2 separate regions of the Homo sapiens genome follow, and region 2 is linked to region 1. The links are chromatin contacts, found by Hi-C or POLR2A ChIA-PET in ENCODE. All regions are on one chromosome and are shown on one strand. Each heading gives the region's core, a stretch centred on a gene start or an enhancer-like site at or near the end of the contact. The rest is flanking DNA. Distances are from core to core; before and after follow the strand shown. Region 1 holds the start of ZACN (zinc activated ion channel). Region 2 overlaps UNC13D (unc-13 homolog D).

The links. A loop is a pair of places that touch in the nucleus more often than their neighbours do. ChIA-PET counts read pairs that join two places held with the same protein, here RNA polymerase II (POLR2A).
Region 2: a map of sigmoid colon shows a loop between it and region 1 (2.1-fold over the local background). The contact joins the enhancer-like site here to the promoter of ZACN in region 1. A Hi-C loop is called at or near these places in 1 of 168 maps with a recorded cell type or tissue (sigmoid colon). POLR2A ChIA-PET finds 5 or more read pairs at or near these places in 2 of 52 experiments (activated CD4-positive, alpha-beta T cell and activated T-cell).

Annotation. Positions count from the first base shown.
Region 1 is chr17:76,077,388-76,080,431 of GRCh38, reverse strand. ZACN (zinc activated ion channel) reads right to left here and starts at 1,250. Exons shown (of 9, transcript NM_180990.4): 1 at 1,071-1,250; 2 at 869-993; 3 at 686-730; 4 at 438-544; 5 at 8-177. The coding sequence starts at 1,167. It overlaps GALR2 (galanin receptor 2), which reads right to left. Exons shown (of 2, transcript NM_003857.4): 2 at 2,895-3,044. The coding sequence ends at 3,001. RefSeq lists enhancers at 1-418, 538-587, 419-1,416, 2,942-3,044.
Region 2 is chr17:75,823,473-75,828,985 of GRCh38, reverse strand. It overlaps UNC13D (unc-13 homolog D), which reads left to right. Exons shown (of 32, transcript NM_199242.3): 31 at 3-199; 32 at 900-1,761. The coding sequence ends at 1,021. It overlaps UNK (unk zinc finger), which reads right to left. Exons shown (of 16, transcript NM_001080419.3): 15 at 5,464-5,513; 16 at 3,187-4,724. The coding sequence ends at 4,569. Among named protein-coding and RNA genes, the nearest start is that of UNC13D, 18 kb to the left of the region's middle. Within about 2 kb of position 1,250, at least 31 of the 41 ENCODE cell types and tissues checked have a DNase peak (open chromatin) inside an H3K27ac peak, as active enhancers do; they include sigmoid colon, where a contact is called at or near this core.

The DNA of each region.
Region 1 (3,044 bases), core at 1-2,500:
TCAGCACCCGTGTTGCTGAGAGCGTAGAAGCTGAGGCTGCAGTTGCTGTGGTCCCGGGGGAAGTGGAGGAGCTCAAAGTTGCAGTTGGTCTCCGTGGCGAGGGCCAGGTTGAGCTTCACGTGGCCGTCCTGGTCTACTCGAGCCTGGGGGCTCTGGTCCCTCCAGTCCACCCAGAGCCTGTGGGGAAAGGCACCACAGCCAGAGCCCCAGCCCCTTCTTGGACGGGGCCGGGGGGAGACCCTGGCATCCCAACCCCAACCCCAGCTGCTTTCAGAGTTCTGGCAGTGGGAGGGGAATTCGAGGCAGTGAAGGTGCACTGCTAGTCCGGCGGGGACCGCCAGGAGGGTCATATTCACTCAGACAGCCTCTAGGTTGTAGATGGGGGAAAAGGAGGGCTATGCATGGCAGATTCCTGGGGCAGGAACTGTCTCACTTACGCCTCCAGGATGGTGAGCCTTGGTGTCCAGAGAGACTCCCAGGGCAGCGTGATGGCGTGCCGCGGGTGTGCACTAGTGTTCCAGGCCAGGCGAGTGTCCAGCCAGGACTGGGGACACAAGGGCACCACTGAGGCTCCTGCTCTCCACATATCCATGCCCCTAAGCTCAGCATGTTGATGAAGGCTGGTAGTTCTGAGCTGGACTCAGCTGGGCTTTCCCATCCCACCTCCCCAGGCATAGGAGCTCACCAGCCTAAGCAGCAGCATGGAGGACATTGTGTATCGCAGGATGTCCTGGGGGAAGGGCAATGCATCACCTCAGGGTGAGCGCTGTGTTGAAAGAACGCAGCAGGAGACCCCAGCACTATCCAGGGCTGAGTCCTGTTCCCTGCCCAGCTCAGCACTTGGGGCCCTTGGCCTAGAGGCACTTACCACATTAAACACGTTGGAGACAAACACCCGCACATCCACGAGCAGGGGCGCACTCCCATTGTTCGGGATCTGGATGCTTTCCTGAACCTTCTTGGACAAGTTGACGTTGAAGAGGGATGGCCAGACTGAGAGAGAAAAGTCAAGGTCACTCAGGTGCCCTAGGGCCCAAGTCCCAAAGCTTATGACCTTGCCCTCCACCTACTGGCTGCTGTCCCTTGGAAGCCCTGCCCGTGGACCAACAGCAAGGTAATGCTGAACCCCAGGAAGGTGAGATGGAGCAGGGACCATAGGGCCATCATCGGCTGCACGGAGGGACTGGAGGGAGCAGCGGTGCCTAAGCTACAACCTCTATTCCAGTCACTTCTCTGGCAGCTGAGCAATTAGCCAGAGGCAGCTGCTCTGGGCAAGGACTCTGGGGCCGTGCACTTGGCAGCCCCTGCCCCAGTTCCGCAAACGCTCAAAGATAAAGCCCAGGACCCAGCCCCGCCCACACTGCACCTGCCTTGGTGTCCCTGTCCCGCTCCATTTCCACCACCTGGAACCCGTTGAGACGCTCAATGCCTGCCCAGGGGGACCTGGCAGGTGTAGGACCTCTACCTCTCCCTGACTTTGTACTTCCAATCAGGGCCCACGAGTGTCCCCTGCATTTCGGTGGCTGACACCAGCCTACCTAAGACCCAAACCTTTGGGCAGAGTGTTCTGTGCTTAACGATGTGAGATGGGGACAGCCTTGAGAGTCTCCTTGCTCTCCTTAAACACTGAAGTGATTTTGTGTAAAGAGCCTTGGCTCAAGAACCCTGGATGTGGTGGCTCATGCCTGTAATCTCAGCACTTTGGGAGACCAAGGAGGGCAGACTGCTTGAGCCCAGGGGTTTGAGACCAGAGTAACATAGGGAGACTCTGTCTCTATCAAAAACACAAGAGTTAGCTGGGCGTGGTGGCATGCACCTGTAGTCCCAGCTACTCAGGAGGCTGAAGCTGGATCACTTGAGCCCAGGAAGTGGAGGTTGCAGTGAGCCGAGATTGCAACACTGCACTCCAGTCTGAGCGACAGAGCGAGATTCTGCCTTCCACCCCACTTCCCCCCAACAACAACAACAAAAAGAACAAAAGAACTCTGGTAATCCCAGCACTTTGGGAAGCTGAGGTCAGGAGTTTGAGACCAGCCTGGCCAATATGGTGAAACCCCGTATCTACTAAAAATACAGAAATTAGCCGTATTAGCGTCCATGGTGGTCGACGCCTGTAAGCTCAGCTACTCAGGAGGCTGAGGCAGGAGAATCACTTGAACCTGGGAGGCAGAGGTTGCGGTGAGCCAAGATTGTGCCATTGCATTCCAGCCTGGGCAACAAGAACAAAACTCCGTCTCAAAAGAAAAACAAACAACAACAACCAAAAAAAAAAAAAAAAAAAAAACAGAAGCAAAAAAAACCTCTGGGAAGGGAGTTTTACCTGACAACAGGTAAAGGCCAACTCATGAGCAAAGCCCTGGGACATTCTTGTCCTGAAGTGGATTCTCAGCTTGCGCCAGCCCAGCAGTGCTGTGCACCTGGAGCCCAACCTGCCAGGGAAAGACTTTCCTGCCCCCCCCCCCCCCGCCGGGGAGTGAAACAGCTGCTGGAGACTTGATCCTGGCCCAGATGTAGCCAGGGAAGGAAAAGCTAAGGCCAAAAATGGACGGGGACTGACTGGGCTGCCCAGACTCAAAGGGGCCCTGGGAGCTGAAAGCAGGCAAGGACAGACCTGTCACACACCAGAGCACAAATGCGGCTGGGAACACACATCTGTGTCTGTCATCAACCGACTTTATCGAACGCCTTAAACAATCTGCCTGCCTCTGTCGCACGCTCCCCAGACTCAGATTTTTATGCGGATTGTAACCCGGCTGCCTGAGGTGTGATCAGCCCTCTTTCCTGGTAGCTCTGCAAAGGGTCCTGCACTTACCCCTAGGGAGCCCCTCTGTGAAGCCCCAGAGGCTTCCTCCCAGAATCTCAAGACAATGAGAAACGCGAAACAGCGCTGTCACTGTGTGTGAAATGGTTTGTGCGTTTTATTAACAGGCAAAGCTCTCCCCACGGTCCCCCAACAATGACTCCAACTCTGTGACATCCCAGCGCGCCCGCTAAGTGCTTTCAGGCCACATCAACCGTCAGGATGCTGTCGCCTGCCTTTGGGC
Region 2 (5,513 bases), core at 1-2,500, 250 kb after region 1:
AGCCTGGTGCCTGCTGAGCCGTGCCGCAAGGCTGGGGCATGCCTCCTGCTCACCGTGCTGGACTACGACACGCTGGGGGCCGACGACCTGGAAGGCGAGGCCTTCCTGCCGCTGCGTGAGGTGCCCGGGCTGAGTGGCTCTGAGGAGCCTGGTGAGGTGCCTCAGACCCGCCTGCCCCTCACGTACCCCGCACCCAACGGTAGGCCTGAGCCCAGGGCAGGGTGGTGCGGGGACGGGAGCCTGTAAAGCTCAGGCAGGGGCCCCAGAGAGGTGATGCCAGGGTCGGAGAACAGCTTCCCTGGAGACGGGAGCCAGTGGGACAGCCACGGCCCATCTCTCGGTCTAATCAAGAGACCAGTGAACTTTAAGCTAAGTGTAACGTGACTCTCCTTGCATGGGGAAGTCACCAAGAAGTTTAACTGGGGAGAAGGGCCTGGATCTCACTCGGCGGGGCCGCTTCCCTGCAGAGCATTTTTGATACCAGCAACGGTCTGATGCTTGTGCACTTATTATGAGCAAGTGCTAAGCACTTTATGCATTCCAGCCAACGAAGCAGATATTAGCACTCTTTTACAGATGAGTAAACCGAGGCATGAAAAGGTTAACTTGCTAGCTTTAGGTTCTCGTATAAAAAGGTAATAGTCAAACCTCAGGCACATCTCAGCCCCTCGCTGCAGTCAGGACAGTGTCCCAGCAGCACTCTGTCTGTTACGCGACCCGACCGGATGCGTCTGTCAGACCACCTCCTGGGCTGGGCTGGCGCGGGTCTGTCACTTGTTTCCTTCCAGGTTGTTGGGGAGATGGAGCAGTGTTGTGTACCCCCCCACACACTCTTCTCTGCCACCACCAGGCACTGCCCTCTCCCCTGGCATCTGACCCCCAAACCCCTCTCTCCGCAGGGGACCCAATCCTGCAGCTGCTGGAGGGCCGGAAGGGTGACCGAGAAGCCCAGGTCTTTGTGAGGCTGCGGCGGCACCGGGCCAAGCAGGCCTCCCAGCATGCCTTGCGGCCGGCACCGTAGCCGTAGAGGTTTGCGGTGGGGCTGGGTCCCCGGTGGGGACTTGCAAGGGCTTTCCTGTAGGGTCTGGGGCTTCCCCGCCACATCGCGGCCCTCCAGCCTGGCCTAACACTTGGGGAGCCCCAGCATGCGGAGTGCCCAGAGTGCAGACCTCCCCTGCCTCCCATGGTGATGGGGGCTCAGCAGCGACATCTCTACTCCCGCCTCCCTGCCTCCAGCCCTGGCTGCAATGTCTCTACCACATCCCAGCACCAGGGGGAGCAAACCCTGCCCCTGCCCGCCTCTCAGAAAAGCTGCTGTGGTGGGCAGGGGATTGGGCCATCTGTCTCCTGGCCCTGGCCCATCTGCCTCCTGGCCTTCCTGTTCCAGCCACTGGGGTGGGGGCCAGGTTCACTGGGACCAGGGCTACAGGCACAGAGTCTCCTGGAAAAGGGAGAGGGGACCCTGCCAAAGATGAGGCTCCAGCTGCCCTGGGGGGAGGGTGGTGGCCATTACTAGAGGGGGCCTGGGTCCTCTCCCCAGGGGCTGCCAGCATCCAGGCCAGGAAGCCTGGAGCCAAGAACCTTCTGGCTCTGAGGGAGCAAGAGCTGGCAGGCGGCAGGGCTGGCACAGACAGACGGAAGCAGAAAGGACAGTTTGGCTGCTGTGTCTGCTGCGCACGCCCCCTCCCCGGACAGCACCTGCCACCTAGAAACTTTCTTAGCAAAAAAATTAATAAAAACAAATCCATTGTCCTCTTAAAATATGCCTTTGGCCTACAGTGGGGCCTGGAATGCGAGCCAGGCCGGGTAGCTTCCTCCCCAGCCCTCAGGGGACTTTGAGCTACCGCCACCTTGGGGTAGCTACAAAGCAGGGGGGTAGGTGTGGAAATAACTGAGGCAGAGGCAGGGCTAGGGTGATTTTTGGCCGTGGGCTTTGAATAAATTGCTTTACCAGGCATACCAGTTCCTGTGGTGACACCCAGGACAGGGACCCGTTCCTCGGGGGAGCACAGTGAGCAGGGGCCTCCCAGGGGTGCAGGTTGAGGCTGAGGGGCTGCTCTTGAGACAGTAGGGCGTAGAGGAGCTGGGTCCCTCCCCTGCCTGGGGGGTGTCAGAACCTGAGGCCTGGTCATCACGTCATCCTAGCTGTGTGACCCTGGTTCCATGTCGGAACCTCTGAGTCTGCACAAAATGAGGACAGGAGTCGAGGTTAGCTGAGATGACATCCAAGGCCCGAGACCATGCAAAGAGGATCCCACCAGGGTGTTTTCTCACCCCCCACCGCACAGCCTAGTTGAGGAGGTGGGAGGGAGGACGTACCTCTTAGGCCTCAGCCCCTCATCCCTCAGGGGCAGGGTAGGGTGAAGAAGGCAGAAGGCAGGACTTCCTCTGGGTCCTACCAGCAAATCATCCCAATGGGAAGGCACTGGGTTTTTTGTTTTTGTGATGGAGTCTCACTCTGTCGCCCAGCTGGAGTGCAATGGGGCAATCTCAGCTCACTGCAACCTCTGCGTCCCGGGTTCAAAGGATCCTCCTGCCTCAGCCTCCTGAGTAGCTGGAACTACAGGCATGTGCCACCACACCTGGCTAATTTTTGTATTTTTTTTTTTTTTAGTAGAGACGGGGTTTCACCATTTTGGCCAGGCTGGTCTCGAACTCCTGACCTCAAGTGATCTGCCCGCCTCGGCCTGTTTTTGTTTTTGAGATGGGATCTCACTCTGTCACCCAAGCTGGAGGCAGCTGTGCAATCATGGCTCACTGCCGCCTCGACCTCCTGGGCTCAAGTGATCCTCCCACCTCAGCCTCCCTAGTAGCTGGGACCACAGGCATGCGCCACCATGCCCAGTTGGGAAGACACTGTTCCTCTGAGAAACAGTTACGGGCCCTATTGCCAGTCACCGCTGACCACACAGCCCTAAAGAGTCCTAGGGCCTGGGGGGCCTCTGTGTCCAAGGCTAAGGGTCCCTGTGTCATCAACCGCTAGGCCTAGGTCGGAGAGCACTTGAACTGTCTTGGGGCCTGATGGGCCCAGGAAGTTTCCAGCCCTCTCCAGCTGCCTTACCACAGCTCAGGGGTGTGGGCAGCAGCCGTTTCCATGGCTGAGGCAAGGCTCCTGGCCCACCTCATAGTTCAGAGGCCCTCTTTTGGGACCCACTCCCCCTCACCCCCATGTAAACAAGCTACCACTGCAAGTTCATATTTTATTTCCAATAGGTTTGGAGCTTTGTTGATTTTTGCATTTTTGTAAAAAAGGAAAAAGTTTTCACTTAATTCATTGAAAGCCCTTTCGTGCTGAGCCCAAGGGGGAGCCTGGGCCAGGACCAGACCCTCTCAGCCCTCTTGTTCCTACCGCAGACACCCGGTGCTGGGGGTGCGGCTGCTCCCCTCCGCCCACTCTGCCCTCCCGCCCCTGCTGCATCTCTCTCTGTACAGAACAATTTTTAAAATGGAAGCTAAGACACAATATACACTGGACAGGCACACACACACGCACACAGGCGTCCGCCCAGAACAGGGCGGGACACCAGCTGCACTCAGAGAGCACCAAGGAATGCAAACGGAGCCCCTCCGGGTAGGAGGGCAGGGCCTGGGCCCCCTTGGTCCTCAGTCCTCAGTCCGCACTCCTCCCCGCCAATTGCCCTGCTAGCTGCCAGAGAGGGGAGGGGGCAGGGAGAGCTGGGGGCAGCTGGTTGGGGGCGGTGGTCATAGAATGAGTACCAGCCTGGTAGGCGGCCCTGGGGCCAGGGAGGCTCTTGTGGGGAGTCCGGGGAGGGGCGGCGGGGGGAAGGACTGAGGGTGGACCCTCAGGAACCTGAGGGCTGGAACTCCTGGGCCTTGCCCCTCAAGGAGCTTCAAGGGCCCAGGTGTCAGGAGTGGGGCTGGCCCTGCAGCACTGGCCTCCAGCCCTTGCTGTTCTCCCCAAGACTAAATTAACATTTGGTAAACTTAGGAGCTAAGCCAGCTGAGACCCCCAGCACTCCCCCTCGGGCCTCCCTGAGGCCCTCACAGCTGGGGGCCAGGCCTGCTCTGGGGGACCCACGTCTTCCACACTCCACCCTTGCCCTGGCAAGGAGGTAGGGGGAGCAGGGCCTGCCCTGAGGGCTTCTCCCTTCCCCTTAGTGCCTTCCAGTCCCACCCTTCCCTGCTCAGGCCCCAGGAAGAAGTTAAAAATAGTTAGTTCCTACATTAAAAAAGAGACAGAACCAGATTCTCTGCCAAAAGGCCAGTGGGAGAAGAGGGGATGTCATCTCTGCAGTGGGAAGGGCAGGGAGTGGGTAGGGGAGGACTGCAAAATAGTTTCTTCTTTTAAAAAGTGCTTGGTAAGTCTTTTAAAGTGTGTGTCTATATCTATGTACAGATATACACACAGACACTGTCCACACCACCACGCATACCTGCACACATACGGAAATGTATACATATACATACATACGGAAATGTATACATATACATAATCATATACATATACATACATACATACACATATATATATATATTCATATATATATATATACTTTAAAAAGTCCTAGGTGAGAAGATCTGGGCCAGGCTGGGCCAGGCCTGCAGGGTCACGACTGGAGGGTGTGGGCCCGGCCAGGCTGGCAGATGGGGCACTCGCTGCCCTCAGCGCAGAGCTCACACAGCGCAGCGTGTTGGCACGGCAGCACTGCCCGCTTCTGTTCCTGACACTTAAGGCATTTCACCGACTGCATGTGGAACACGGCCTGCAGGGAAAGGGGCATCGTGGTCACCATCCATGGGTCTGGCCCCAAGTTGAGCGAGGAGTTCCCTTGATCCTCACTGCAGCCCCTTGGGATGGGAAAACTGAGGTACCGAGCTCAACAGTGTGCTCCCAGACCCCTGTTGGCAGGTGAGAGAGCAGGCTGAGTCCACCTCTGCATGGGGCATGGCCAGGCTGCCACAAGACCCACCCCTCAGAGAGGCTTCGCCCAGTCTCATTTGACCTTGTAATCCCCAGATGGGGAAAATGAGGCCCAGAAAGGGCTGGGACATGCCCAGGGCCACACCCGGGGGCTTGGCTGCCCGAGAACAGAGGAAAGACAGCTCTTCCCACCATGCCACGTTGGCCCCGGGGACCCAGCAGGAGACCTGGGAAGGCAGGGGTAGCCCTGGGGTCCTGGGCCTCACTGGAAGGCCCGCTGCTCCATGGAGGGTGTACAGGAGGACGCATTTGGGGCCCAGGCATTTGTGAGAAGCTTGGTCAGGGCCGCCCTCAGGGGTGCTGGGGGTGGCACCGACACCCCTCACCCCCAGCCTTTTCACCTTCCCCAGTGCACTCTCCTCACCCATTCCCAGCAGGCCGGCCTTTTGAGTGCTGGCCCAGTGCTGGGCAGAGGCTCTCAGGAGGGTGGCCATCCCTGGAGCAGCCTGGACCAGGTCAGAGTCCAAGAGCTGGCTGAGGCCACCGTGCATCCCACCCAGTGCTCCCCGACCTGGGCTGACCTTGTCCACTTGTTCCAGGTGGGCCCGCAGTTGTTTCTGGAGGGAGTAGA